Regions from separate parts of the Mus musculus genome. Here region 2 is linked to region 1. The links are chromatin contacts, found by Hi-C or POLR2A ChIA-PET in ENCODE. All regions are on one chromosome and are shown on one strand. Each heading gives the region's core, a stretch centred on a gene start or an enhancer-like site at or near the end of the contact. The rest is flanking DNA. Distances are from core to core; before and after follow the strand shown. Region 1 holds the start of Ufc1 (ubiquitin-fold modifier conjugating enzyme 1). Region 2 holds the start of Dedd (death effector domain-containing).

The links. Hi-C counts contacts between places; a loop is a spot of excess contacts on that map. ChIA-PET counts read pairs that join two places held with the same protein, here RNA polymerase II (POLR2A).
Region 2: a loop to region 1 is called in a map of left cerebral cortex, with 7 times the contacts of the local background. The contact joins the promoter of Dedd here to the promoter of Ufc1 in region 1. A Hi-C loop is called at or near these places in 12 of 37 maps with a recorded cell type or tissue (T-helper 17 cell, gastrocnemius, heart and 1 more). POLR2A ChIA-PET finds 5 or more read pairs at or near these places in 4 of 5 experiments (Patski and embryonic stem cell).

The regions. Positions count from the first base shown.
Region 1 is chr1:171,293,603-171,296,302 of GRCm38, reverse strand. It overlaps Ufc1 (ubiquitin-fold modifier conjugating enzyme 1), which reads left to right and starts at 1,301. Exons shown (of 7, transcript NM_025388.3): 1 at 1,301-1,382; 2 at 1,476-1,669. The coding sequence starts at 1,547.
Region 2 is chr1:171,327,570-171,330,400 of GRCm38, reverse strand. Dedd (death effector domain-containing) reads right to left here and starts at 1,256. Exons shown (of 6, transcript NM_001128609.1): 1 at 875-1,256.

The sequences.
Region 1 (2,700 bases), core at 52-2,551:
GATTTAAGCGCACTTGCTACTCTTGCAGAGGATCAGTCTTCAGTTCTCAGCACCCACATGGAAGTCATGTCTGTAACTCTGGTTCCAGGGCATCTGTTGCCCTTTACATGCCTCTACTGGCACTGCATGCACATGGTACCTTACATACATGCTGGTAAAACACTCACATGACATACAAATATATAAATTTAAATTGAAGTTGAAGGGGCACACATGCCACGGCATAGGTATGTAAGTCAGAGGACAGCATGTCTTGTTTTTCTTTCTTTCTTTCCTTCTTTCTCTTTTTTTGGGTAGGGGGTTGTTTTGGTTTTGAGGGGTTTTTTGTTTGTTTGTTTTTTGGGATTTTTTTGTTTTTGTTTTTGTTTTGAGACAGGGCTTCTCTGTGTAGCCCTAGCTGTTCTGGAACTCACTCTGTAGACCAGGCTGGCTCTCAAACTCAGAGATCTGCCAGCCCTCTGTCTCCTGAGGGCTGAGATTAAAGATGTGTGACACCACCATCTTGGAATTTGTTCTCTTTGTAGACTCAAACTCACCAAGGTTAAAACTCTAGAGTCCTCTGCCTCCCAAATGCTGGGATCGAAAGTGTGCAATCACAGCAGCTGTGGCATATGGAGTTTGTTCGTTTTAAATTGAGTTGCAGCAATCTTCTGATCTTGACCCCTAAGCTCTGGGATAACACATGTGGGCCACCAAGCTTATTGAGGTTTCTTGGTTTCAAACGAATTTAGAAATTACCCAACCAGCACTTGGGAGACAGAGGCAGGCAGATCTGTGAGTCGGAGGCCAGCCTGGTCTAATAAAAAAACAACAAATTACCAGATGACTTGCCATAGGCTTAGAATAGGCATTCAGTGACTGTTAGTCATTTGGGTGAATTCATCTAAGAAGAAATCGTTTCTATATACTTAATATATAGCACACAAAAGATATTCAGTAACTCTTTGGAAAAAAAAGTTTTATCTTTAGGATGGTTTTAAAACCTAAACAGATTAATTTTGAAGTAAGCAATAGCTCCGGGCCATTTTGTATGTGTTAGAGGCAAGTCTGTGGTATATAGGACCCAATGTCCTTTAAAAAACAAACAAGCTTACATACTTCCTAATTCAGTTGTGTTAATTATTCAGGACAGGGATGGAAAGTAAGGAAGTCACTCTGGAGAACAAAGACGTTAAATTGCGCATCTTAGGAGATAGGACTTTGAAGACAGTCTAGAAAAACCTGAAATTCAAACAACTTTGCTGGTTTGGGAAGGTCTTGAGTTTTTCCCAAGATTGCTTCTGAGCATGAACGGAAGTCGTTCTCTGAGCAGGCTCCGGTGATTTAATGATAGGTGGACAGAGTAGCCCGCCTCCATTCTGTTCTTCCGGACGCTCACACCCGTAGGTCAATTTTATTTCCTTACAATAAATAAATAAAAATCGAATGCATTCAGGGTCCGCTTTAAAGCCATCCAACGCCTCCTCTTCCCACAGTAAAGATGGCGACGCCGTGAGTAAGTGACAAGCAACTGCACTTCCGCAGTTTTCCTGCTCCCTGGTCCAAGATGGCGGACGAGGCCACTCGGCGGGTCGTGTCTGAGATCCCGGTGCTGAAGACCAACGCCGGACCCCGAGATCGGGAATTGTGGGTGCAGCGACTAAAGGAGGAATATCAGTCCCTGATCCGGGTCAGTTTTACTCCTGTGCTTGACCGCGTAGCAGAGGGGTGGCGAGTAACCAGGTGTCCCCGGGAATTGGCTCCGGGTGGAAGCCGCTTCCGGTTTTAAAGTTTAAATTCTAAATTCATATAAATGCGATTGTTTGGGGGGCTGGGGGCGTTACGGGTGGCCGGAGGGAGGATGCAGAAGAGATTCCGGCTAGGAGCACAGTAGGGCTAGACTTTGAAGGAAAAAACAGCAGTATTCCGGGAAGGTGACGTGTCCCTCTCGCACCAGGTGCTTGCTCTGCTGGCTGTGGTAGGGGGTCAAAGTACTTCTTAGCGCCTGAAGAAGTGTCTGTGCATCACTGCTCTTTCATTCTTCATGATGAAATGGATGGAATTAATGTCAGGACTGAAAACCTAAAGTGTTTAGAGGTAGAGAGAGAGATGTTTTTAGTTATAAATTAGCCATCCTTTCAGCTAATTCCTGTTATGGGAAGAGAAAGATTGCCCTCCTTTTGGTGCTTTCTATCTGCTTCAAAACCCAGTAGATCGCTTGCAGTATATGTGGCCTCACTGAGAAACTGGCGAGTGCTTGCGTAGCATGCAAGATGTCCTTGGGTTCCATCTCTGGCACCTCATAAATTGATGAGGCTCATATGTTCTCTGTACCCAGGATGTGGAGCCAGGATTGGAAGCTCGGGTCGTTTTTTAGACTGCATAATGAATTCAAAGCCAGTCTGGACTATAGGAGACCCTGCCTCAAACCACAACAATAAAACATATTATTGTGTTACTAGTATCTATTGAGAGTATATAAAACCGAATAAGAATGGCCCTACTGAGGTTGACAGAAACAGTATTAAACTGTGTTTAAGTGGAGAGACAGAGACATAACTAGGGTATTTTGAGAACATGGGGAGGAAGGAGTAAGGTGTAGCGAGGATTCTGGAATTTTGGTTTCTTTAAAACAGAAGCATAAGAATATGTTTTTGTTTTAATCCCAGGTGTGGGGATGTGGCACAGGTTCAAAGCAGCTGACTATGATTTGCCTTGTTC
Region 2 (2,831 bases), core at 7-2,506, 34 kb before region 1:
CCGGTTGAACCCTCATTCAACCCCAATTCTCCAAACCCACATGACCATTCCTTTCTGCCCTTCCCACCCTATTAAAAGCTAAGCGCCTGGCAATTAAAATTGGCTGCAACTGATACTGCTTAACTCTGCTGCCCTTCCACAGGGGGGAAAGGGAAACCCCCAAACCCTCTATCACCCGTGCAGCTCCACTGCCCTATCTTCCCCCCTTCCTTTCAAACTTTCCTCCGGGTCTCTCACTTTCTACGTTACCCCGGCACATCGCCACTCTCTCCATCCGCCAAGCCCCGCTTCTCTTCTCCTCTTCCACCCCAATTCTCCCCTTAGGCCCTTCCGCTTCCAATTTGAACACTTTGAAAAACCTCCCTCCGGCACACGTCTCAAGTCCAATCCAACCCCCCCCCCCAACCCCCGCCACCTCCCACGTCCTCACCACGGCGCTCACGGGAGTCCAGCCCTCCCTGCAGCCACATGCCACCAGCCCCCGTCCCCTCCACACCCTCAACCTCTCCCTCCGGCTCCTACCCCTTCCCCAGCGCTGGCTCGCAGCCCCGCTCCCCACCTCGGCCTCTTTACTGCCCCTGGCCTGGGCCAGCCTGGGCCCTTGTTTACGCCCCTCCCCAGGCTCGCACTCCTGCGCCCCGACCCCTGCCCTCTCCCACAGTTGCCATCTCCCCTGCACGCCCCCCTCGGCCGCTCCCCTTCCCCCACCTCGCAGCGTCCCGTCACCTCCCTCTCCGGAGGTTCTCCGGGCTGGACGTCGCCACCGCCTCCCCCTTCCACTTTCCTTCCCCAAGCCCTTGGCGGCCCCGCCCGGCCCCGCCCCGTCCCACTCGACTCCCCCTCCCCACGCCGGCCGGCCGCCCCGCCGCCTCACTCTCGGCTCAGCCTCGGCGCCGCCATGTTGGATCCATCCGCGCCGCTCTCCGGGGCCTGCGCCTCACGGAGCCGCATCCGGGCTCCAGCCGCCGCCGCCTCCGCCGCCGCCGCCGCCGCCGCGGGCGTGGGGGAGGGGAGGGCCGGGCGGGGGTGGCTGCATCCTGCACAGCGCCTCCCGGAACCTGGCCGGTTAGTGTCGGCTTCGAGACCATAACGAGGCATGAGCGGAGGAGCCATACTAGGTGAGGGCAGCCTGGCAGCGGCATTAAGCGGGGAGTGGGTAGCTTCACGTCGGCAAGAGAGGCTGGAGACTGGCAGCCATCTTGCTTAGGGGCAAGCTGGCAACGCAGGGTTCTCCTAACGGCGGCGGCGGGGAGGTTCTAAGAAGCGGAGAGAGAACGTATTTGAAGGTGGAAGCCTTGGTGGCGCCCGAGCTGGCTGGTATCGGGCTCGAAGGCCCTCGGGAGAGAGGGGCTGGCAGCCATGATACGTAAGGGCGGAATCGGCCGGGGGTCGGACTGCCCGGTGAACTGAGGTGAAAGGTCACGATCTGGAGTTCACCTTTGCCTTGAACTTCCTGTCACTCTGACGTTCTGAAACCCGAACCTCGCAGCCGCGCTTCTCACCCTCTCTCGGAATTCATCCCTTCAGTGTTTTCCTTTTGAGCTCCCATTTTCCTATGGAAAAGTCGCCTCAGCTGACGGGTGAAGGACGGCTGAGAATTGAATTGGGGGTGGGATGGGCTCGAGTATGTTCTGGAGCTGCCGAGAGCCTGCTGTGGCTAAAGGAAGAGGTAATACAAAGGGCTTTGAGATAGGGAGCTATGACTCAAGACCTTGCAAATTTATTTTATCCTAAGGGCAGTCGAAGAGGCTTTGAAGGGTCTAAACAGAGGTGTGAACAGTTAGTTATATTTGTATTGTAGAGAGATCACAGCTTGCCAGCTCTGGGCATGTTAGTGCCAGCCTGAAGCCTGAGGCAGGAGGATTACTTGAGCCCTGGAGATGGAGACCAATTTGGACTTAATTTAAGCGAAGAAGACCGCAAGGATGTTAGAGCACTGTAGAAGAATGCGTTCTTAGCACGGTTAGGCCTGACGTTCGGTCCCTGGGGAGTGGAGCTGGGTAGGGAGAGAGATCAATTATGAAGCTAAAGAAGAGACAGTGGCGATGTGTAGGTAGGAAGGCATGTGTTGGATAAGGAAATATGAGTGTCCTGACTTGAATAACTGGGTTACGTTATTTTTAGTTTCAAGAGATCTGCGGGATATCTTTTAGGCAAGTATATATGAATTAGTGTGGTTTGAAACCAAGAAAGTTGAAAGTGTGCTTGCGCATGTCTGGATATTCTTGGAGCCATAAGAGAGAAAAATGGCCTAAAGAGGAGGATGTGTGCATTCGAGGAGTGAGATGAGGGAAGGAAGCAGAAAATAGGACAGCGAGGAGGCACAGACAGGAAGCCAGACAGAGAAAAGTATCAAGGAAACTTGTTACAAGTATCAAGAGTAAGCGATTAGGTAAGATGTGGACTAAAATGTGTGGTTCGGAATGTGGAAGAAATGAAGGTCACTAGGTAAACTTGGAGAAAGTTGTTACATAGAGGTATAGGGTAACAACCAGATCCAAGTGGAAAGATACAATGTGTAAAAAGTTTTGTGGCTACTCACACTAAGGTTTGTAATCCCAGTTTTCAAGAAGCGGGAGGATGGGATTTGAGGCAAAACTGGACCTATTTAATGAGCAACAGACCAGCCAGACCCAGTAGTAAAAAGGCAAAAGTAAAAAGCCCTTTTCTCAGTGTTTATTGGGGGGAGGGGGAGAAGTGGGGGAGCTGTCAGTAAGTTGTCGTGTGGAGGAGAATTTAAAAGAAAAAGGAAGGTTTTCACCAGTTTGTAGTAGTGCATACCTTTAATTCCAGAGGCAGAAACAGGCAGATCTCTGAGTCAAGGCCAGCCT